2 separate regions of the Homo sapiens genome follow, and region 1 is linked to region 2. The links are chromatin loops, found by intact Hi-C in ENCODE. Cell type or tissue: IMR-90. All regions are shown on one strand. Each heading gives the region's core, and the rest is flanking DNA. Links, peaks and the distances in the headings are about the cores only.

The links. A loop is a pair of places that touch in the nucleus more often than their neighbours do. Peaks named below come from ENCODE experiments on the same cell type or tissue, not always from the same donor. Only the 100,000 strongest peaks of a DNase experiment are listed, where the experiment ranks them.
Region 1: it touches region 2 in a loop (2.2-fold over the local background); 1 of 110 quality-filtered maps calls a loop at or near these places.

The regions. Positions count from the first base shown.
Region 1 is chr9:92,043,923-92,056,832 of GRCh38, forward strand. SPTLC1 (serine palmitoyltransferase long chain base subunit 1) reads right to left here. Exons shown (of 15, transcript NM_006415.4): 8 at 11,483-11,572; 9 at 6,038-6,145; 10 at 3,691-3,786; 11 at 3,250-3,346; 12 at 2,077-2,131. Among named protein-coding and RNA genes, the nearest start is that of SPTLC1, 65 kb to the right of the region's middle. RefSeq lists an enhancer at 11,787-12,407. In IMR-90, for the core only: no CTCF peak of the experiment used is centred there; a DNase peak (open chromatin) is centred at 5,549; H3K27ac peaks cover 1,312 bases.
Region 2 is chr9:92,094,761-92,107,670 of GRCh38, forward strand. The region is part of intron 3 of SPTLC1 (serine palmitoyltransferase long chain base subunit 1); the gene reads right to left. It also overlaps the pseudogene LOC100420896. Among named protein-coding and RNA genes, the nearest start is that of SPTLC1, 14 kb to the right of the region's middle. RefSeq lists an enhancer at 8,504-9,004. In IMR-90, for the core only: no CTCF peak of the experiment used is centred there; a DNase peak (open chromatin) is centred at 5,941; H3K27ac peaks cover 690 bases.

The DNA.
Region 1 (12,910 bases), core at 1,977-9,976, 52 kb before region 2:
CCCTCATCTTCCACCAGATTTCCCACTCCTTTCCTCCTGTCACATTGGCCTCTTTGCTATTTTGTTTACTGTTCTCTGTAACCATCTAGATACCAGCACGGTTTGCCCCTGCGACCCTTATGAATGTGTGTTTACTGTGAGGTGCCATGGAGTCTTCCAACTGTGGATACTGAGTAGGCAACTGGGTGTGAGACCTGCAGCTGCAGTGGTCCAGGGTGGTGATACGAAGCTGGGAGCTGTCTCTATACAGGTGTCATGAAACGATGTGGAGCTCCAGGTGTGGGAGAAGGCAATTCTTCAAGAAGGTAATGAGAAGAAAAGAGAAGCACAGACAAAGCCTTGAAGAGCAAGGTGTTGAAAGAAAGCCTTCAGAGGAGACCGAGATGGAGCCATTCAAAGATGTAAAAGGAAATCCAGGCGTGCAGTGTAGCAGAGTCCAAAGAAGGAAAGAGTGGTCACCTGTGCTGAAAACTATGGGGACATCAAGAAGATGAGCTCTGAAGATGGTCCACTGGATTCAGCAGTCAGTGGAGACCTCCACAAAAACAGTCCAGGCGAAGGGCAGTAGCAGAAGCCAGGTCTCAGAGCTGCCAGTGTAAGTGAAGACGTGGAGATGATAGCTACTGAGAGGAGCAAAGACATGGGGAGTTGCAGAGGGAAACGTCAGGTGACAGGCAAGAGGAATTTAAAGTGGACATGACTGCTAATCAAATAACACAAGAAAGGGGACAGGCTGATGACAAAGTAGCAGGGACAAGCAAAGGCACTCAGTCCTTAAAAAAAGGGCCTGTGGTAGTTGGAGCAACATTTACTGGTCTACAGGAGGGAAGACTGGTTCAGATACCCACAGGTGTGTAGATTTGTCAGGAAATATGACAGAGTCCCAAGTGACAGCATAAGGCCAGGCTGTTAGCTAAAAGTGAGGGGAGTGAAGACAGAGGATTAGGAATTTTGGAAAGAAAAAGTGTGATACAGCTGGGGTAAGTGGAGATTAGACTTAGAAAAAGGCAGGTTAACACCATAGAGTGAAAGGCATGTAAGGCTAGCACTGATGCATTTCCAGTGACTCCAATATGCTAGGCTGTGTTGGCATATTAATATTTCACAAACCAATGGAACTGGAACCAATACAAATATATCTCTCTACCATAAATCATGCAAGAACTGCTGTTACTATCACACAGACACACCCAGAACTTTAATGTCTCTGCCCCTTCTTTATCTGGAACAGCTGTGATGTACTCATTTATCAATTGTCCTTTTCTTTCAGTTAAGTCTCCAGTTTCCATATCCGGAACACAGATAGGACTTTCATGACCAAGAAAGCATGTTTAACCTTAGGAAAGGCAAAAAGAAAGACCTCGGGCAATGTGAAATCACTTTATATAAGACCAGAAATGTGCCTGGAGATATCACCAACCTCCATTTTTTTTTTTTTTTAACTACAGAGGAATCTTAAAGAGTGACTCTTCTAGATGACAAGTTAGTGGGTGCAGCACACCAGCATGGCACATGTATACATATGTAACTAACCTCACAATGTGCATATGTACCCTAAAACTTAAAGTATAATAAAAAAAAAAAAAGTGACTCTTGTGTAGTAAAAAAAAAAAAAAAAAAAAAAAAAAAACACTGATAAAATTTCACTTGTTTCTTTTTCTTGTGTTAAAACTTAGTAATTTATTAAAAAGTAACACAGATGGTATGAACCCAGTCATCTAATTACATAATATATAATGGCATCCCTGTGTGTGCAGACATGGAGAGATGCTTCAGTGTTTACCCTGGTTATTTCTGGTGGTAAGATGTTGGGTTGTTATTTTCATCTTTCTATCTTCTGTACTGCTGTAATATTTTATTAATGAGTTTGTTTCATTTTCAGAAAAACAAAGTCACGATTCTTTAAAACAGATGATCTGGTTTTACACAAATAAACCAATGTGAGTGAACTAAGTTTTTGGTTTCTTAGCTGCAATCTGGTCAAACTGACCCAAGCCTAGAAATTTAAAACTTTCCATTAGTTGTTAAGTGTGGTGCAGATAAACTTTATGTTGGTTGAAAATATATAAAACTCACCCTTGTAAAGCTTTATGAATTTGTCCGCACTTTTCCTTCAACACTGCAAAAATACCTAGATGAAAAAAATACGTTTGAGAGTCTATTTGAAACTTATGATAGTACTAACCTAAAAATATTTTTGAAGACCCAGATCAAGTTCATCAATTTAAAATGCTACAAATCCTTCTACATACTAACAGAGCCAAGAACCCATACTCCCCTGAAGGCCCAAGCTTTGTCTCTGGTGCGTGCTAACTGGCCCCTTCTCACCTCAGTATCCCACTTTCAACAAACCTGGAATGATGCTTTCAAGAACAATCAATGCCTCTTGTTCTCATCAAGATCCTAATCTGGCTAAGAATCAAAGGGTACAAATTTATTGCTTATTTCTTTATCCTAAACAATTTGGTAAAAAATCAACTATAGTAAAGTAATTTTTACAATCTTTTCTTGATATTTTCCTTTTTTATTCAAGGAAAATCCCAAAACTAAAGTATCTGATCAGAAGGTAGGCGTGCCAGGCCATCTGAGAAGCAAGCATATGAATGAGCACAGAGACACACATTTTCTGGTTCTCTGAATTAGTATCAGTGATGAAGATTCAGAAATACTGTACCGGGTAGGGCCTGCTGCTCCCTTTCCGTTTTAAGCTTTGCAAAGGTGGCACTGTCATAGCCAAAGGCCACATTTTAAATTCTTAGTAGACTTTTTATTTTTCCCACTGAGTAAGTTCTTTGCTGGTAAACCCGGCTTGGCCTCAGTACCAACTGATGATTCAAAGGCTAAAGGTGAAAACTCACAATATTTATAAAATTGCACAGATAAAAAAGCAGCATGCTTCAGCTGATTTCTCAAAAAACTATTAACCAAATAAAGACTGGCTTATTTACACCAATGGAACGTTTAGGCCCAGAACTGGCTGAGAGCCCCTCGTCCTCCCAGCATCTCCACCCACTATCTGAGCTAGCCTTGCTTTGGCTCTGGCTCTGGCCCCAAGCACAGGAGAAAAGCTCTGACCCCAAGTCCTTGGGGCAGGAATAGCTTCTTCACTGCCATTCTTCCTATGAATGCCATATAATGTAACTGCAAACCAGTTTTGTCTGGCAAATAATTTCTCCAGTAAGTAAATCAGTAACACAACTAACGTAACCTGAAATCTCTTTGATTCCTTGGGTTTTTAAAGGGTTATACCTGGATTCTCTTCCATGATGTTGAGGGCCTCAATTGCTGCAGCAGCTAACAGGGGAGGTAACGAAGCTGAAAAGCAGTATCCCTGGCCGGAAAGTCGCTGAGAAGAAACAAATGAAGACATATACACATTCTCTGTCCTTTCTAGGTAAACATTTGAAAGGCACCAGTTCTCTAGAACAACTACTGAACAGTGTGTACATGTGGTGAGGGGGGTAAGATCCAGCCATAAATAAACATTATACGTGTAACAGCAACAAGACTTTTTGTTAAATGTGAGATCATTTCTAAATAGAAATATTTTGAGTGATTCTTTAAAAATTGACATTTAAATAAAAATTGTGTGATAAACTAAGTAAAATTTCGTATTTCAAAATTATATTTTGAGGTGACCAATGGAGAAATTAGTTTCAGTTTTAGCTCCTGTTTTTAAAAAGAACCCACCTGATGGTCAATTACAAAAGACCTGCCACAGCAGAAACCTCCAATAGAAGCAAGTGCATTCTCCATGTTGGCACTGATAAGATCAATATCATCAATCTGCCGGAAAAGGAGGAGTGACAGTTATTCCACAGTTTAAAGAAAAAAAAGGCCAACTTCAAGCCTAGAGACAAAATTTAACAGCATTAAACTGTCTGTTAATATCTGGATTCAAACTACCTATCTACATGAAAATAAAAAATAAACCATATAACATCTATCGCTGAATGAACTGTAGTCTCATGGCCCATCTGAAACTGTCTCATTTTATACATTTTTACCATTTCATTATACATGACAAATTAACTCACAGCAAAGACAAATAAATTATAAGAAAATAAAACCCAAAGCTGTTCGATATTAAAAGTAGTCACAGGTACAAAATAAGACTATTTCCTCGCTAAAACAGTGGTCTAGCTGGCCTTCCTCATGGGATGCACTGAGATAAATAAAAAGTCTATCGAAGTTTTGAGCACTTTATTCTTGTATTCAGTTTGCCTCTCAGCATTTCATAAGTCAATTTATCCAAACGTCATGGCGATGGAATCTTTGACCAACTGGACAGCAGAAGAACCTAATGTGCTCTAAAATGACCTAATGGGCTTTGAGTCCTACATCTTTCTGACCACTCAGAACTCCTTCGGTCCTCATCTTTGGGTCCAGCCCTCAGCACCAAGTTCCATTCTGGGCACACAGTAGGCATTCAATCATTACTTACTGATGGCCATGTTAATGGATTGTCAGAACACAGCTAGTGTTTTCCTTAGTGTTTCATAGATCCAGCAGAGTTTTGAGAAACTCTGCACTCCTGCCCTTTTTAAAAAGCATGTTTAAACCTTTCATTATGAAAAATTTCAAGCCTGAACAAAGTAGAACAGAACAAAGAATCCCCATCACCCAGATTCAAACATTATCAACTCAAGGACAACCTTGCTTCACCTATATCCCCTACCACCCTCATCATTTCTTTGTAGTGAGTCCCAGACTTCATGGGGTTTCATCTATAAACATTGCACTGTGTATTTCTAAAAGATAAAAACTCTCTCAAAACATAATCACAAAACTAGTATCATACTTAAGACATTAACAATTTTTAAATGTTAAGTTTAAATTTGATGTTAAATATATTCAAATATTCAGTGTTCAGATATCTCTGATTGTCTCACCAAATTTTCTTTTAACAGCATTTGTTTGAATCAGGATCCAAATAAAGCCCGTACATTCTGCTCTCTACTCTCAGGCGCTTGTGAGTATTTCCTCACAGTATTTCCCAAAGTGACAACTGCTGGAAGCATTCACAAAACTACAACAGTGAAGTTCAAGTTTTTTCCTCCATAAAAATTTTCATGCCTTAAAAAAGGCTGTAGTGTACTGCTAAATCTGCTTGAATTACACTTCCATTTATCTTTCCATTTATTCCATTTACCTCCTCGGTGCATGTAACTGCTGAATGTCAGTCTGCCTTGGAGGAGGTGCTTCCATCCAACCTCCCGGGATATTCACTCTGCTTTACATTTTTCTCTGGGACTATATGGTTAGCGGGATGTCGATAATGTAAGGCAATTTTACGTTTTATAGTTCAACTCTGTAACACAGGTTGCACAGCTCTTATGCGCATGTTTTGGAGAAAAAGCTTTCTGTAACTCTTCCCATGGTGGTTGGTAAGACAGCTGTTCAAGACTGGCTGACTTCCTCTGCCCTGAGGCTCCAGGAGCAAAACCCACTAGGCACTGCGGGCAGTCTGGGTCCATTTCCCTCAGAAAAGGAAACATGACACCTCATTCTGTTTGGGACTTTAAGAGGTTTTGCTGAATGCATGCCAGTGGTGTTTCTGACACACACACACATGCACACACACACGCACGCACGCGTAACTGTATCTACCTCCCACAAACACATTATATAGAATACAGATTTTTAAACACCAGAAACAGTATCCTTTCTCTGCCGTCATGAATACTTCTGAAAAGACCACTCAGGAAATTCCTAATGATTTTAAGAAATAATTGGAAGGCAAAATTTAACCATTTCTAGAGAAGAGACACTAAAAGTCTATTCGAATGAAACTTTGCAAACAGAGCACAAACCATGACTACCCACTCCGAGTTTATAAGTGCAGAAGGAAGATGGGGTTCCCTGGTCTGGCTGACTAGACTCATCCTGGGCTCACTGAGGTGACAGACACCAAAGTTTCGTGACCCTTCAAACTGATAAGGAACACTGTCTTGTGCCTATAAAAATATAGGCCTAGCAGAATGGAACTACATGTCTCCTATAAGAGGGGAAACGTTCTTAAAAAAGGGGAACTTACATTGATTCCATAGTGTTCAGTGACTCCTCGGCCATGCTCTCCTAGGACTCCAAATGAAAGGCTTTCCTCCAGGAAGATTCTTGCTTTGTATTTGTATTTTAACTTAACCTAAGTGTTATATAAACGTTAAAATACTAATGATTAGCACCATATAGAACATATTATGGAGAAAAAAATTAAGATTAAAAAGTATGTACAGCTGACTCTCAATACTTGTGAATTCTATATGTGCAAATTCATCTACTTATTAAAACTTATTTGCAACCTCCATATCAATACTTTTTTCCTGTCATCACGGATATGTGCATGTGCAGAGCAGTGAAGAATTTGAATTACCTGACACGTGTTTTCCCAGGTGAGGGTGAACAGGCGACTGTTTCAGCTCTGATCCTGTGAACAACTACCCTTTTCATGGCCTATTTACTGCCACTTTTTTGGACTTCTGTGCTTTTTGTTGGTGATTTTGCTATTTAGAGTCGCCCCCAAGTGTCATGCTAAAGTGCCGTCTATTACTCCTAGTGCTGTGATGTCCCTTATGGAGAAAATTTGTGTGTTAGAGAAGCTTTGTTCAGGCATGAGTGGTAGTGCAATGAATCAACAGACATTAAATAAGACACCTTTAAACAAAAATACACATAAAGCAAGTTTTGTGTCAACTGGTTGATGAAAATGTTGTAACCAGAGGCTCAGAGGAACCTAACCCTATTATTTGCCCTAGCAGCAATAGTTTAGTATTTCTTATTCCAGTGTTCATGGCAACTTTATAGAATATAAGTAGGGTGAATGATGAGAATCAATTGTCCTTTAGATGGTCTAAAATGATTCACTTAACAAAAGACAGCACAATACTGATTTTTTTTTTTTTTTTTTTGAGACAGAGTCTTGCTCTGCCACCCAGGCTAGAGTGCAGTGGTAGGATCATGGCTCACTGCAGCCTTGACCTCCTGGGCTCAAGTGATTCTCCTACCTCCGCCACCCAAAGTGTTGGGATTAAAGGTGTGAGCCACCATGCCCAGCTTCAGTGCTTATCTACACTTGAGCTGTTCCTACACTTCATCTTTAGTTTCGTATCTGTCCATTAGCACTGCTTCATTACTGTAGCCCTATAATATACGTCCTAGTATCTTCTGGTTCACTACCTCCCTCCCATTATTCTATCAACCATTGACACTCTTACAAAAACAAAAAGAAGAAAACAAATACATCTCTTCTATTGATACTTAAAATATATTTAGATTTCCTCAGAAATAGTGAAAACATTTAAAAACAACATATGGAACCCTTATTTTGAATCCTTATTCAATTAATAGACTCCTAGATTAAAATCTCAATGGCCGAATGCAATGGTGGTTCAACATGGAAAAATCAAATATGTATTACATACACATTAGAAGAATGTAGGGGGAAAAACCCCACATGATCATCCCAATAAATGCAGAAAAAAAATTTGACAAAATCCAACAACCTCTCATGATAAAACACTCAATAAATTAAAAATGGGAAGGAACTTCCTCAACCTGATAAAAGGTTATTATAAAAAACTCACAGCTACCATCATACTCAATGGTAGAAGACTGAAAGCTTTCCTTATAAGATCAGGAACAAGACAAAGATGCTCATTTTCGCCACCTGTAGTCAACACTGTAGTCGAGGTCCTAGCCAGGGCAATCAGGCAAGAAAGATAAAGGGCATCCAAATTGAAAAGAAACAAGTAAAATTATCTCTATTCACAGATGGTGTAATCTTATACATAGAATAAGATCCACAAAAGTATTATTTGAGCTAATAAATTCAGCAGAAGTTACATTATGCAAAAGCAATACACAAATATCTGTTGTATTTCTATAAATAGCAGTAAACAATCTAAAAAGGAAATTAAGGAAACAATTCCATTTATAGTAGAATAAAAAAATCAAATACTTAGTGATAAATTTAACCAAAGAGGTGCAGGACGTATATACTAAAAATCACAAAACATTGCTGAAGGAAATATCTAAATAGATGGAAAAATCCCAAGTTCATGGACTGGAAGACTTAATATCATTAAGATGGTAATACTTCCCAATGTGACTACATATTCAATGCAATCCCCACCAAAATCCCAACAATACTTTTTACAGAAATGGAAAAGCTAATCCTAAAATTCAAATGGAATTTCAAGAGACCCCAAATAGCTAAAATAATTTTGAAAAAGAACAAAGTTGAACTCACATGTCCTGATTTCAAAACTCACTACAAAGCTACAATAATTGACACAGTGTGGTACTGGCATAGGACAGATATATAGAAGAATGAAACAGAATAGAGTCTAGAAATAAACCCATACATCTATGGTCAATTAATTTCAACAAGGGTGCCAAGACCAGTCAATGGGGAAACATTAAACAAATGATGCAGGCAAAACTGGATAACCACTTGTGAAAGAATAAAATTGGACCTCTTCATCAACGCATACGCAAAAATGAACTCAAATGAACTACAGACCTAAATGTAAGACTGAAAACTATAAACTCTTAGGGGGAAACATAGCAATAAATCTTGATAATTTTGGATTAAACAAAGATTATTATTATTATTTTTTTTTTTTTGAGACAGAGTCTCGCTCTGTTGCCCAGGCTGGAGTGCACTGGCGTGATCTCGGCTCACTGCAACCTCCACATCCCAGGTTCAAGCAATTCTCCTGCCTCAGCCTCCCGAGTAGCTGGGATTACAGGCGTGTACCACCACACCCGGCTAATTTTTTTGTATTTTTAGTAGAGACGGGGTTTTACCATGTTGGCCAGGCTGGTCTCGAACTCCTGACCTCAAATGATTCACCTGCCTCGGCCTCCCAAAGTGCTGGGATTACAGGCGTGAGCCACCGTGCCCGGCCAGATTAAACAAAGATTTTAAAATAAAACACAAAAGCACAAGCAACAACAAAACACATAAACTGGACATCATCAAAATTTTTAAAAACTGTGTGTCAAAGGACAGTATCAAATAAATGAAACAAACCCCCACAAAATAGGAGAAAATATTTGCAAATCATGTATCTGATAAACATCTAGTATCCAGAATATACAAGGAATTCTTTTAAAAACAAAAAAACAACCCAATTTAAAAAATGGGCAAAGCACCTGAATAGATATGTCTCCAAAGGTATACGCATGGCCAAACAAACAAACAAACAAAAAAAAAAACAAGAAAAGAGGCTCAGCATCATTAGCCATTTGGGGGAAACAGGATCAAAACCACAGTGAGATACTACCTCATGCTCACTAGGGTGGCTAAAACAAACCAACAAAAAACCCTGGAAAATATAAGTGCTGACAAAGATGTAGAGAAACTGTAACCCTGGTATATAGCTGATAGGAATGTAAAATGGTGCAATCGCTGTTGAAAACAGTATGTCAGTTCCTTATTAAGTTAAACACAGAATTACCATATAATCCAGCAATTACCCTGCTAGATATATACATAAAAGAACTGAAAACAGGAATTCAAACAAATACCTGTACACAAATGTTCACAACAGCACTATTTGCAATAGCAAAAAGGTAGAAAGAACCCAAATATCCATCTGTGGATGAACATATAAAACAAAACGTGGTATTATCCATGCAATGGACTATAACTCAGCATTAAAAAGGTATGAAATACTGATACATGGTATACAATGTTAATGAACTTTAAAAACATCAAGTGAATGAAGCCAGAAAGAAAAGGTCATATATTATATGATGCCATTTATAGGAAATAACCAGAAAAGGTAAATCCATAGAGACAGAAAGCAGATTGGTAGTTGCTGGGAGCTAGAGGGAGAAGAAAATGGGGAGTGACTGTTTAATGGGTTTGAGGTCTTCTTCGTGAGTCATGAAAAGGTTTTTGACCTAAAGTTGATGGTTGCACACATGGTAAATGTAATAAATGTCACTGTCCTGTACAATTTAAATTGGTTAATTTTGTGTTATGTGAATTTCACCTCAATAAAGGAAATCTCAATGGTCATGGTTTCTAAAAACAGTTATGCTGCTTTCACTATTAAAAAGCTAAGTTTTGGCCATGCGTGGTGGCTCACGCCTGTAATCTCAGCACTTTGGGAGGCCAAGGAGGGTGGATCACCTGAGGTTGGGAGTTCAAGACCAGCCTGACCAACATGAAGAAACCTTGTCTCTACTAAAAATACAAAATTAGCCGGGCATGGTGGCACATGCTTGTAATCCCAGCTACCTGGGAGGCTGAGGCAGGAGAATCACTTGAACCCAGGAGCCAGAGGTTGCGGTGAGCCGAGATCGTGCCATTGCACTCCAGCCTGGGCAACATAAGTGAAACTCCATCTCAAACAAAAAACAAAACACAAAAAAACAAAAAAGCAAGCTATGCTTTCATTCATATGCAATTCTACAAAAGGTAAAACTAATCTACAGGAATAGAAAGTAGATTAATGGCTGTCTGGGGCCAACATGGGTACTCACTACCAAGAGGCATCAGGAAGCTTTCTGGATAAAGTTTTCTTTCTGGATAAACATTGTCTTACATAAAAATATTCCGTATCTTGACTGTGGTGGTGGATGGCTGCAGTGATACAGATGTATATACATCTGTCAAAACTTATCAAACTTTACCCTTAAAGTAGGTGTATTTTATACGTTGATTTCACCTAAATAAAGCTGGATCTTAAAAGCTACGTATGGCCGACTCAGTGGCTCATGCCTGTAATCCCAGCATTTTGGGAGGCCCAGGCGGGCAGATCATGAGGTCAAGAGATTGAGACCATCCTAGCCGACATGGTGAAACCCCGTCTCTACTAAAAATACAAAAATTAGCTGGGGGTGTCTGCGCACGCCTATAGTTCCAGCTACTCGGGAGGCTGAGGCAGGAGAACTGCTTGAACCTCGGGGAGGAGGTTGCAGTGAGCCAAGATGGCGCCACTGCACTCCAGCCTGACGACAGGGCAAGACTGTCTTGCGGGGGAGAAAAAAAAAGCTAAAGCTAAGTTTTGGCCAGGTGTGGTGGCTCATACCTGTAATACCAGCACTTTGGCAGGCTGAGGCAGGAGGATCGCTTGAGCCCAAGAGTTTGAGAACAGCCTGGGTAACGCAGTGAGACCCCTACTCCACAAAAAAGGGAAAAATCAGCCAGGTGTGGTGGCATGTGCCTGTAGTCCCAGCTAACTCAGAAAGCTAAGGTGGAAGGATCACTTGAGCCCAGGAGGGTAAGGCTGCAGTGAGCTGTGTTCACACCACTGCACTCCAGCCTGGGCAACAGAGCAGTCTTGATTACTCTTTGAAGGCCAGCACTGGCATTCAGTGTTGTTCTTCTTCCCTGATCTGAGCAAAATATGCTTATGAGGCCTAATGCGCAAAGCAACGCAGACGTTATACACTAAAAGCGGTCATAAACAAAAGGCACATCTGTCAAATAGTCCAAATATTAAAATTACAGCTGAACATGGTTGCTTACCAATTCTGGAAGAGGACAAATAGTTCCAGTATTCATATACAATCCTTCTACTACAATGAAACGCCGAGTTACACGAGCCTTGCGAGGATTCTTTAAAAGAGAAAAAGCAGACATCTTACATTTCAGTAACTCTGAAGACAAGATCTGTTACATATTCCCCAGCACTTTCACCTTACAAGATTTATTCCTAAAAAAATATTCTGAATGAATTGAAAGCTCAGTGTTTGTGATGGGTTATTTTGAGATGAACAACAGTACTATCTTCTCTCAGACGTTTTTCAGCTCACAGCATTAGCTAGGTGACCCGCCACACACACAAACTAATTAGGCCCTCTGAGAATATTAAAACACAAACAAAACCCTCCAAACCTCCAACTGGGAAGGGGCCTAAGGGACTTTCTAAAGAAATGGGAATGTTTTACATCATAATGGGGCTGACATTCCTGGGTTACATGGGTATAATCACTGGTCAAAATTGTATGGCTGCATTCATGTGATTCAATGTCTGTCAATTTTACCCAAAACAACTATAATGAAGGTCATCATCATGAAGATGGGGTGAGGAACAGATGGCACAAGAATGATGTAATGCTGATAACAAAGCTGGGAGAAGGGTACAGGGGGCTTCACTATACCACTGTGTTTCCTTCTTATATGTTGGCATTTTTCCATAACAAAAAGTTAAAAAACTCAAACCGTTTTCCTTCACCTCCCAAAAAAAGGGGCAACCCTGTTCCCTCCTCACTCCCCACTGATGTATTATCGGATCAAGTAAAATTTGACTATGAGCTTGTCCAATGATGTTCCCAGGTGGTGGGGTAGAGAGGTCTCCTTTTCTTTTTTTTGAGATGGAGTCTCACTGTCACCCAGGTGGGAGTGCAGTGGCGCCATCTCTGCTCGCTGCAACCTCCGCCTCCAGGGTTCAAGCAATTCTCTGCCTCAGCCTCCCGAGTAGCTGGGATTACAGGCACCCGCCACCACGCTCAGCTGATTTTTGTATTTTTAGTAGAGATGGGGTTTCACCATGTTGGCCAGGCTGGTCTTGAACTCCTGACCTCTTGATTACTGACCTCGGCCTCTCAAACTGCTGGGATTACAGCTTTGAGCCACCACGCCCGGCAGAGATCTTTTCAAAAAACACACACCTTCACACACTCTGCTCAGAGCAAGTCACTAATAAATCTCCCACATGTATGAAACTGTACATGGTTCAGGTGTGTGGGACTGCAAAAAATACTGAGATCCACAGATAGAGTTTGCCATTACCTTCTTACTCAGAGATCTCTTGCCTCTAAGTTTCTGCTCCAATGGACAATTAGAAATGATCAGAATTAGAAAGTATCAGAGCAATGCTTTAAGGGGTATTTTACAACCCACAGCAGTAGCACTAAAAAAAAAGTTTGTTGAGGAATAAAAAGTACATATCAC
Region 2 (12,910 bases), core at 2,884-10,883:
TTTTGTCATCCTCTGCCTCTGCTCTGCAGGTCTGGCCATTTCTCCGGCTATCAGTTGCCTCATTGACCAGCAGGGCATACACTTCAACTGGAGTGCTGACAGTAAGCCCGCCACCACGAAGTTCACTGGTACATAAGCAATGACAACCATGTCACAAACTACCTTCCTGGCTGACAATGACTCATCAGTGACTCTCAGCAGCTTTAAGATTCATCCCCACTTCAAAGATTTTAAACTAGGGAAAAACAGTATGTGTCTTAGAATCAATGTAACAGAGTACTAACTCAAAAATTGACTAAGGATTAAAATCTACAAGGTATACAGAACCTTCGCTAATCAAAAGAAAGACTGGGAATCCAGTAAAAAAACAGGTAAAAGATATGAAGAGGCATTCAAAGAAGCAGAAGACTCCAGTAGCTAAAAAGTAGATGAAGTGATGCTCAAAGGCTCAAACATTAAGAGAAATCCAAAGCAAACAGTATTGCTAAACAGAGATGTAGGGAAAACTTGAATTCCTATATACTATCTCAGGGGACCATAGATGACACAGAAAAGTCCTACAGGAAAATTAGGCAGGCATATATCAGTATCCTATTCCTGGTTCTATACCCCCAGAGAAATTCAAGGGAATATTAGGTTCATGAGGGAATATTAATCAGAGGATTCTTTGCAGCAGTGGGAAATGGGGGCGGTTTAGGTGTCTATCATGAGGAAAATGGAGAAGTAAAATTTGGTGGCTGTATACACAGAAGAATATGTAGCAGTCAAAAGAAATGAACAAGAAATATATGCAGCAACTCTACCTCTCTTTACTGACCCTGCTTTGATATTTCTTCATACCACTTAATATCAGCTAACATTAAAAAACACCTCAACCCTTGATCTCTTCTGAAAGCACACTCAGAAAGCAAATGCAAAATGCCTACAAAGTTTAAAGGTCTAAACCCACCCAGACCAGAACAAGGAGAAAGGTGACAAAATGTGGGAAACTGGAAAGCAAATGGATAAGTTGTATTTGATAAGTCAAAGAGATCAAAGAGAAAGGCAAGCCTAGGCCAGCAGTGAAAAGCCAAGCAGCAACGCCTGAAACATGCTCCCAAACTGGGGCACCAGCTTCCATTAAACACTGGAAAACGGGAAAGGCCGACAACAGGAGGACTGGCTGGGTGCCTAGACAACAGGCAGTCACTCCCCTCCTCCACCCTGAAGAAGTGCTCTCTGGAGAGGCTGTGTATAAACTGGAAGTCCTAAGAATGAGTGAAGGCAGGGGTGCCGTTCTGAAGACAAAAATTAGGTGTGAGTTACATAATGAATGGTAAGACCCTGGGCCTCTTGCCTTCAACTCAGCTCCCAAATGGTGGAAAGCAGCTTTTTACCTGCAAAGTAATAGACTAGAGGACTCCTCTCCTGGGAAACACAAAGCCAAGAGAATAAAAACTATAAATACTAAGTTTGGGGGTCCCCTCAAATAAACGAACAGGTCCCTGTCTGATTATCCTAGTGCAAGCCCCTCAGTCAAAAAGCCCACCCCATCCTCACCCCTCTAAAACACAAATGGTAACTAAATGTGGTGATGGATATGTTAATTTGATTGTGGTCATTATTTCACAATGTGTGTGTGTGTATATATATATAAATATAAAATCATCTTATTATACATCTTGAATATATACAATTTTTATTTAGCAATTATACCTCAGTAAAACTGAAGAAAAAGCCAAGCCCATTTTAACAGGGCTCTCAATGACCATTTTCATGTGTCATTCTTGAAAATAGACCATCCTTACATTTATGGTCAACTGATTTTCAACAAGACAACTCAGAAGGGAAATAGTCTTTTCAACAAACGGTGCTAGGACAACTTGACATCCACCTGGAAAAAGATAAAGATAGGCCTCTACCTCACACCATATACAAAAATTAACTTGAATTACACACTAAATGTAAGGGCAAAAACTATAAACTGTTAGAAGACAGGAAAGAGTAAATCTTCATAACCTTAGATTAAGCCAAAGTTTTTACAGATGACAAAAAAGTACAAGCAACAAAAGGAAAAACAGGGAAGTCAGACATCATTAAAATAAACTTTTGAATTTCAAAGATCACTATCAAAGAAGTAAAATAAAATCCCACAGAATGAAAAAAAAAATCTGCAAATCATATATCTGACAAGGGACTAGGATTCAAAATATATAAAGAACTTTTACAGTTTTAATGATAGAAAGAACCCCCAATTGAAAACAGCTAAGTGATTAAAGTAGACATTTCTCCAAAGAAAATATACAAATGGCCAATAAGCCGATGAAAAGGTGCTCAACATCATTAGTTATCTGGGAAATGCAAATTAAAACCATAAGATCCCACTTCCCACCTACTAGGATGGCTACAATAAAATAGAAAATAATAAGCATTGCTAAGGATGTGAAGAAATTGTAAACCTCATATGTAGCTAGTGGGAATATAAAATGATGCAACCACTTTGGAAAACAGTTTGGGGGTTCCTCAAAATGTTAAACACAGAGTTATCACATGACACAGCAATCCTACTCCTAGGTATATATCCAAGAAAAATTAAAACATTATGCCCATGCAAAAATGTGTACACATTATTTCATAGCAGTTTTATTATTTTTTATTTTTTCATATACTCTTACGAGGGAAAAAACCCAATTGTGCATCAACTGATTAATGTATAAACAAAATGTGTGTATCCATACACTGAAATATTATTTGGTGATAAAATGAAGTACGGATACATGCTACAATGTGGATGAGTCCTGAAAACATTATGTTAAGTGAAAGAACCCAGAAACAAAGGCTAAGTATTGTTTATTCCTTTTAATGTGAAATGTCCAGAATAGGCAAGTCCATAAAGTAGATAAATGGTTGCTAAGGCCTGGGCAGAGGAAGGAGTGGGAAGTAACTGCTAATGGCTTTGGGATTTCTTTTGGGGTGATAAAAATATTTTGGAATTAGATGGTGGTGATAGTTGTATAACTCTGGGAATATGCTAAAAACCACTTAATTATACACTTCAAAATGACAGATTTTATGGTATATAGATTACGTATCAATACAGCTGCTGTTTAAAGGAAAAAAACCTTACACTTCAAAATGGTAAATTTTATGGTAAATAGATTATATATCAATAAGGCTTCTGTCTAAAGGAAAAAAATCTAAGTTAATTCGCTTACTCTTGTGTCAACTCAGTATTGAATGTAAATAGGTATTGCATAAATTGAAGAAAAGTAACACTGAATGTAATCTGATTGGACTCCGGTGAAGACTCCAAGATGGCGATCGGTAACCATCTTGGCTACCCTGACTCAGCATTCCCGGATTCACCGGTTCCCGCCATCTCGGCAGCCATCTTGGCTACCCTGACTTGGCATTTTCGCTTATTCCCGCCATCCTGACAGCCACATCGGGTACCCTGACTCAGCATTTCCGGGTTCACCTTTCCTGTTCCCGCCACCCGGACCAACGCGCATGCCCACTAGGGCGTGTCACACTCAGAAGCACGAAACTCAACCTATCCCGCCCCTACCCCGCCCACTCCTCACCCAGCATCCATAAAAGCGCTCTGCACCTTTGGCACAGCGCGACTTCCCTGGCCCTCCCCCTGCGGACCAGTGAACCTCGCCCGAGAGCTCAGTAAAGATTTTTGCCCTCTTTGTCTCGCCCCTCAGCCTTATTGATCCACAGTGCCCTTCCATTGCCTTTCACTATCAACAAAACAACCTTCAATTTTCTTGTAGTTTCTGCAAACAATTTACATAATGTTCTTGATGACAATAAAAATATTGTGCATATTGAAAAAAAAGAAGGGATGTTAACAATCACCAGATATTGAGGAAGTGTCTAACAGATCAATAAAACTGATAAAACAATCAGTACAGTGCAAAAGGGTAAAAATAAAAAATTTTAAGATGTGTAGGTTTCAAAAAAAAAAATTCACCTTCCATGACCCTTCTCTGAAATCTATCTATAATCTACTGTAAACCAAGAGACAGGAAATAGCCAATGCAGAACAGAGAAAGGAAATTCTCAAGCTAATGGTGATGGGACACTCCAGGGCCACCCTGTGTAGCAGCTGCATATAACAACCAGTCAGGAGTGGAGCAGGAGAAAGAACAAAGAAAGTGAATCTAATAGATAACTAACGTGTGAACATTCTGAATGGAGTTTTATGCTCCTAGAGGCAAACAACATAAAGACCACTGTAGAACCAATCAAGTAACCAAACAAAAATGATTAACTCTGGGGAAAACAAAAGTATCCAATAAAGAAAATATAGCCTCATAACATTGGCCCAACTAATGAATAATACTAATGAAGTCATAAAAATATAACCACTAAATTATCTAAGGACACATTATCCTATATCTGAACTCTGCCAGAAGAAAGGGCAGAGCAAGGTTGCTGCATGAGCTGGGGTCCTGTTAGGGGCACCCAGGGATCGGCACCACAGCCCAAGGTCTGCACCAGGCTGCTGCACTTGCTGGAGGAAGAGTACCTTCCCCTAATCCACACAAAGGCATGACAGGAGCTATTCCAGGCCTGGGCACAGTGAGTGTAGATGTGTTTTCAGAGAGCCAGTCTCAAATCGCCTACAATTAATGGATATACAGTCGCGTGCCATTTAACATCTCAATTGACAAAATGGACCACATATACAACAGTGGTCCTATAAGAGTAAAATACTGTATTTTTACTGTACTTTTTTTTTTTTTTTTTAAGACAGGGTCTGGCTCTGTTGCCCAGGATGGAGCACAGTGGCACAATCTTGTTTCACTGCAACCTCCACCTCCCAGGCTCAAGCCATCTTCCCACCTCATCCTCCCAAGTAGCTGGGACTATAGGCCTATATTACCACACCCACCTAATTTTTTGGATTCTTTGGTAGAGAAGGGGTTTTGTCATGTTGCCCAGGCTGGTCTCAAATTCCTGGGCTCAAGTGACCTGCCCACCTCAGCCTCCCAAAGTGCTGAGATTGCAGGCATGAGCCATCATGCCTGGCCCTATTGTACCTTCTCTATACTTAAATATATTTAGATACACAAATACCATTTTACTACAACTGCCTAGAGTATTCAGTAGAGTAACATGCTGTATAGTTTGTGACCTAGGAGCAATAGGCTATACCATATAGTCTAGGTGCGTACCAGGTTATAGGTACACACTACACATCTAGGTCTGTGTAAGTCCACTCTATGATGTTTGCATGACAATGGAATTGCCTAACACATTTCTCAGAACGTATCTACGTCATTAAGTGACGCATGACTGTAAGGAAACCTGGGGAAAAAAAAGTCAAGAAGAAAATAAAGAACAACATAAGCAAGTTTCTTAACAAAAAAAAAAAAAAGGTAGGTCAGGTATGGGGGCTCACGCCTGTGATCCCAGCACTTTGGGAGGCCGAGGCGGGCAGATCACCAGAGGTCAGGAGTTTGAGACCAGCCTGACCAACATGGTGAAACCCCATCTCTAGCAGCCTAGTTTAGGAAGCTGCTTGATGCCCACAGGGCTATACTGCCCCAGAGAAGGAGCCCACATATAGCACCATCTAGAAAGCCAAGCCATAGCTGAGTATATTCTGTTCCATGAACTAGTGGTCACTGCCTCCTTCCATCCCAGGGGCTACCCTGTCATTACAACAGCCTTCTCCAGGAAAGCAGCTACTGCTGTCTATATCCTAGAAACAAACTCTCAAAGAGGTTTGCCTTCCACATCCTAGTGACTGCAACACTCTAACTGTGGACCGATTACTGATTTATTGTGCCATCAGTGCGCTCACCAACTGGCCCTGGTGTTTCTAGGTGATCCCCATCTCAAACCTGCAGACCAGCCCCAGTAATCCACAGCTAGGCGAGTGTTTCCAGGGGAGTCCCATCTCAAACTGGTGTACCAACCCCTGTGACTCAGTAACACAGTCACTAGATAGGCATGCAGCTTCCTGACACCGCCGCCTTCTCCCCCAGCCCCCAGTCCTGAGCAGAAAAACAAACTGCACATGCTCCTACAGCCTAGGTCACCAAGACACTCACAGGTATCACCAAAATGGATACTAGCAAAAGAAAAAAAAAAAAAACAGGCAAGAGAAAAGCACAGATATTACACTACTGTGTCCTCCTAGAACTAAAGCAGATGCAGCCCATCCAACTGACACCCTAAGACACATCTCCAGGTGAAAATCTTTCTCTACATAAGCCACTCTATACAATTAGAACAGGTGACCGTGTCAACAGTCTCATAAATATAAACATAGGAGATAAAAAGCATGAAAATGCAATGAAACTTGACACCACCAAAGTTGCACAATAATTCTTCACAAAGTTACCCTAAATAAATGGAAATTTTCAAATTGCCTTAAAAGGAATTTGAAATATTGATCTTAAGAAAATTCAATGAGATACAAAAGAATACAGAGAGAAAACTTAATCGAATAATAAAAAAAAACAAGCCATAGCCTGAATGAGAAATTCAACAAAGACATAGATACCATTAAAGAAAACAAACAGGCCAGGCGTGGTGGCTCACACCTGTAATCCCAGCACTTTGGAAGGCCGAGGTGGGCGGATCACGAGGTCAGGAGATCTAGACCATCCTGGCTAACAGGATGAAACCCTGTCTCTACTAAAAATACAAACAATTAGCCGGGCGTGGTGGCGGGTGCCTGTAGTCCCAGCTACTCCGGAGGCTGAGGCAGGAGAATGGCGTGAACCTGGGAGGCGGAGCTTGCAGTGAGCCGAGATCGTGCCACTGCACTCCAGCCTGGGCGACAGAGCAAGACTCCGTCTCAAAAAAAAAAAAAAAAAAAAAGAGAAAAGAAAAAAGAAAACAAACCAACAGAAACCTTAGGAATGAAGAATTGAATGAATTAAATTAAAAAGTACCACTGACAGCTTCAATGGCACACTAGATCAAACAAAAGAATTTCTGAACTTGCAGACAGGACTTCTGAAATAACCCAGACTGAGGGAAAAAAGGAGAAAAAAAGAGTAAAAAGAATCAAAGAAAGTCTATGAGACTTGTGCCATGATACTAAGATAACAGATTTTGAAAATATAGAAGAGAAACAGAGAAAAGAGACAAAGACACAGAAAACTTATTTAACAAAACAATAGCTGAAAATCTCCCAATTCTTGGGAGAGATACGGACATCCAGTTCCGTGAAGCTTAAAGGGACATATTCAACCCAAAAAGGCCTTTTCTAAGGCACATTATAATCAATTTGTCAAAAGTCAAACACAAAGAAAAACTTCTAAAATTAGCAAGAAAGAAGCATCAGATCACAAATAAGCAAGTCTCCATTAGACTATCAGTTTTCACAGCAGAAACCTTGAAGGCTAGGAAAGATGAGGATGATATATTCAAAGTGCTAATGAGAAATCAGTCAGCAAAGAGTACTGTACTGAGCACAGCTACCCATCAGAAATTAAAGAAATAAAGTCTTTCCCAGACAAGCAAATGCTTATGGAATTCATCACCATAAGACCAGCCTGACAAGAAATGCTTAACAAGTGCTTCAATCGCAAGTGAAAGAATACTAATGCAAAAACAGGACACTATCCACCTAACTGTTAAAAGTAAATTCATATTCAAACTGAGAATTCTACATTACTGAAATTAATGCTTTAGAATCTTTCAAATCACCCTTGAGAAAGCTGAACATCAAAATAGTCAAAAATATTTATATCTACAATGAGTTATTAATAAACACCCAATACAGAACAATATAAATTAAGGCAAAAAAGTACAAATTTTGTGCACTGACAAGGGATGTGGGGGTAGTATAGCAGGTTCGTGTGTGATCAAAATTTTTATCAGCTTTAAATAGTCTATCATAACTATACATTTTTAAATGTAAGCTCCAGAGTAACCAGAGAAAAAAATTACACCAGATATGTCAATGAAATAAAGGAATCAAAGCTTATCAGTACAGAAACTCACCAAACCATAAAGCAAACAATAAAAAAAGAAACAAAAGATCTACAAAACAACCAGAAAACAATTAACAAAATGACAGAAGTTAACTTCTTACCTTTTAATAATATCTTTGAATATAGATAGTTTTGATTCTCCAATAACAAGATGTAGAGTGGCCAAATGGTTTTTCATACATGTTTCCCTAGTCCAGACACCCAAGAGTATGTCCCTCTCTTGGGCATAAGAAAACCTAGAGTTATATTTAGGGCATCATGTGTGGTGAATAGTTGACCGAGCTGGCATGCTCACAATGACCAAATTATGTTTGTCATATTTTAATCCAATATATTGATCTACTATGAACTCGTAAATAATGTATTTGCTTTCTAGACACATTCCAGGAAGACCAGAGAAACTGACTTTTATCCATATGGAATAATCCACTGGCAAATTTCTTTTAGGACAGACCAAAGCTGATCTAGAACATAATCTTTACATACGTGGATCCTTCCCATCAGACGAGAAAGAACATCTGGGGTGAAAGGCTCCATTAGAAGAGCAATGTGGGATGGTGCTGTGCTGACAACTGGTAGTTCCTGCCCTACATCTTTGTAGAAGACTGGAGCCCAGAGCATGCCATGGTCAACTTCTATGCTGAAGTGAAGACCTCCTTCGAGGTGTGCACGTGCTTATTACAGATATGCCACGGTGCTAAGTACCCCAGAACTACAGGAAAAAATAAGAATAGATGCTGTATCCATGATCATGAGGCACACAGGCCAGAACGCCAGCTGTGGAATCGCACAGCCCAGGTTCAAAGCCTGGCTGGGCCATGACCACCTGAATGACCTGAGGAATGGTCTCAGGCAAATTTGTAAAAAGCGGAGACCCTGCCTGCCAGGGAGGCATGTGGTAAGAGGCGCATCCAGTCAGGTCAGGGCACCGCGTCCTCTCTTTGGAAACCTGCGAAGCAAGGCTGGTGGCCCTTGAGGCCACGGCAGCCATGGAGAAGGCGGGCCTTGCTCCAGGCGGCACAGAGGCACTGGAAAGGCCCCGGGGGAGCCTGGCAGGATCTGGCTGGTCCTGTGCTCTGCTTCCAGGTTCTGGCCCTGTAACCCGGGGGACAGGGCCGTCCAAGACAGGGCCACTGGGTGCCAGCCAGCACCTGGGCCAGGCGCCATGGCTCTGGCGGATCAGCCCCGCACCCCCAACAGCCCCACAGGGGGGCCCATCCAGGGCCACACACCTGCCCCCAGGAGCAGGACGTCCCTGAGGCTAGAGTCCAGGGGGACTGGTGGAAGGGTCTCACCCTTTGCCCTTTGACTCCTCTTGTAGGCACCCTCGCTGGGCTCCTAAGCACTCCTTCACACCCTGGCTCTGTCACCAGCCCCATAGTGATGTCATAAACTCCCAGATGCCCAGTGTGCACCCGGCCACAGAGAAGTGGGTGACTTCGGAGTATCCTCTCCGCTTCTGACCCTTAGTTTCGTCTGTGCACAACTCGCTCAAAATGGGCAACTCACTAAGCATATTTTGTTCCTGGTTCCACCGCAGGTCCTGGCCACGCCACCGGCAACCTGCTCGTCTTGTCCGTGAGGCCTTCCCAGCTGGCCGGGCTCACCCCGCGGCTCCTGCACCTGTGCCTGCCCCGGGAATCTGGGGCCGTTTCCCACTCCTCTTCAACCGTCAGCGACATCTTGGGCCTTCTTTTCCAGTCAGGTGGGATGGCGCCCCTGTGAGGCTGTGTCTTATCCCTCGGAACACGGGCACCCCACAGAGGGTCCTGCCTCCTGTGGTCTGGAGCCCCCCCCTCAAGGAAGAAACCCGTGCTGTCTGCTCGCAACTCCAGGATGTTTGGACACCTCAGCCCCGTGAGGATCTCTTGTCTCAGAGGCAAGTTTAACCTTCAACTTCCTTCATTAGATGAGCAGGTGATCCCAGCCAGGCTCCCGAAGATGGAGGTGAGGGCAGAAGAGCCCAAAGAAGCAACGGAGGTGAAAGACCAGGTAGAGACCCAGGGGCAGGAGGACAATAAAAGGGGCCCCTGTAGCAATGGGGAAGCAGCTTCCACCTCTAGGCCCCTGGAGACTCAGGGAAACCTCACTTCCTCCTGGTACAATCCCAGGCCCTTGGAGGGAAATGTCCACCTCAAGAGCTTGACAGAAAACAACCAGACTGACAAGGCCCAGGTGCATGCAGTGAGTTTCTACTCCAAGGGCCATGGAGTCGCCAGTTCACACAGCCCTGTTGGAGGCATCCTTCCCTTTGGGAAGCCTGACCCACTTCCAACAGTGCTCCCTGCCCCAGTTCCGGGCTGCTCCCTGTGGCCAGAGAAGGCGGCCTTGAAGGTGCTGGGTAAAGACCACCTGCCCAGCTCTCCAGGCTTGCTGATGGTGGGGGAGGACATGCAGCCCAAGGATCCTGCAGCTCTTGGATCAAGTAGGTCTTCTCCACCCAGAGCTGCCGGCCACAGGTCCCGCAAAAGAAAACTGTCGGGGCCACCGCTGCAGCTGCAACCGACCCCTCCCCTGCAACTGAGGTGGGAGAGAGATGAGGGGCCCCCACCGGCTAAGCTTCCATGTCTATCTCCTGAGGCACTGTTGGTGGGTCAGGCTTCCCAAAGAGAAGGACGCCTCCAGCAGGGCAACATGCGTAAGAACATGAGGTTGTTAAGTAGAACATCAAAATTCAGGAGACTAAGAGAGCTGCTTAGGAGGAGAAAGAAGAGACAGCAGGGCAGGCGTGGTGGCCCACGCCTGTAATCCAGCACTTTGGGAGGCCCAGGCGGGTGGATCAGGAGGTCAAGAGATTGAGACCTGAGGAGCATCTCTGCCTGTACCATCTGGGAAGTGAGGAGCGCCTCTGCCCGGCTGCTCCACCATCTGGGAAGTGAGGAGCGCCTCTGCCCAGCCGCCCCACCATCTGGGAAGTGAGGAGCGCCTCTGCCTGGCCACCGCACCGTCTGGGCAGTGAGGAGCGCCTCTGCCAGGCCCCCACCCTCTCTGGGAAGTGACGAGTGCCTCTGCCTGGCCGCCTCACAGCCCGGGAAGTGAGGAGTGCCTCTGCCCAGCCGCCGCCCTGTCTGGGAAGTAAGGAGCGCCTCTGCCTTGCCGCCGTCCTGTCTGCGAAGTGAGGAGTGCCTCTGCCCGGCCTCCTCACCGTCTGGGAAATGAGGAGCGCCTCTGCCTTGCCGCCGTCCTGTCTGCGAAGTGAGGAGTGCCTCTGCCCGGCCTCCTCACCATCTGGGAAATGAGAAGCACCTCTGCCTGGCCGCCGTCCCATCTGGGAAGTGAGGAGCACTTCTGCCCAGCCGCCACCCTGTCTGGCAAGTGAGGAGCACCTCTGCCCGGCCCCCTCACCGTTTGTAAGGGAGGAGCGCCTCTGCCCAGCCCCTGCACCGTCTGGGAAGTGAGGAGCGCCTCTGCCCGGCCCCCTCACCATCTGGGAAGTGAGGAGCGTCTCTGCCCGCTGCTGTGCAACCTTCCAAGTGTGAAGTGACAGCCTTGTGTGTGATCTTTCTGCCCTCCCCAAGTCTGCATTTTCGACATTAAAGTTTACTTTTTAATTAAAAAAAAGGAGATTGAGATCATTCTGGCCAACATGGTGAAACTCCGTCTCTACTGAAAATACAAAAATTAGGCAGGCATGGTGGCTTGTGCCTGTAGTCTCAGCTACTCGAGAGGCTGAGGCAGGAGAATGGCTTGAACCCAGGAAGTGGAGGTTGCAGTGAGCCGAGATCGCACCACTGCACTCCAGCCTGGTGACAAAGCAAGACTCCGTCTCAAAAAAAAAAAAAAAAAAAAGTAAGACATGGCAAACTGCAGTGGCACCCAGCCTGCCCCTGCTGTCTCCACACCTGCTGAGACTCCCTGCCCCTGGCCACCTACACTTCACGGATCCCAGCTCCTCGTCTTACTCTGACTCGGCCCACGTGCTGTTGGGCCCCTCATTTTGCCTGTCCCTCCACCTTCTCTCACACCAAGAATTGAGTAAAATTTGATATCCATAATTCCTAACTCTTCCCTGGCTCTTCCCACTGACCTTGCCCCCATTTTGGGGGTTCCACCTAATGAGAAAGGAGGCTGCTCTCATTCAGCTGCAGTTTCAGTGCCTCTGACCTCTGACCCATGCCCCACACATCCTAGCCCCACATCTTTCTCCTTCCAGCCTCCCTTCAGAAGGGAGCCTCCTACACCCATATGTGTGCATTCCTCTCCTCCTCTTTCCTCCCCTCCTCCTCTTCCAGCAACTTTACTATAGAAAACAAAAGACCCAAGTATGCAAGCAATATATACCATGTAAATGGGTAGTGAGATTAAGTATCAGCAAGATACCAAGCCTCCTAAATTAATCCATAAATTCAACACACTTCTAATAAAAAACCCAAATGCATTTTTTTGGTTAAATATGATCACCTAAACCTAAACTCACAGTGAAGAAGGGTCAAGAATAGTCTAGACAATTTTGAAGAACACGGAGATAGAAAAACATTCTAATCAACGTTTATTATAAAGCTGTGGTATACATGAATGAGTCTCTGGTATAAGGAGATACGAATATATCCAATGAATAAAAATAAAAGCCAGAAATAGACCCTTTAGAAGGGAATCTGGCTTACCAAAGAAGGGAAATTTCCAAGCAGTAGGTAAATACTGGATTATTCAACTAATAATGCTGAGACAACTGACCATCATATGGAAAACAATCAAATTAGATCTTTAGGGTAGGAAACGATTCCCTAAGACTTCAAAAGACCAAACTATAAAAGATTGGTAAATTTGGGCCAGGTGCGGCGGCTCACGCCTGTAATCCCAGCACTTTGGGAGGCCGAGGCCGGCGGATCACAAAGTCAGGAAATCGAGACCATCCTGGCTAACACAGTGAAACTCCATCTCTACTAAAAATACAAAAAATTAGCCGGGCATGGCAGCATGCGCCTGTAGTCCCAGCTCCTCGGGAGGCTGAGGCAGGATAATGGCGT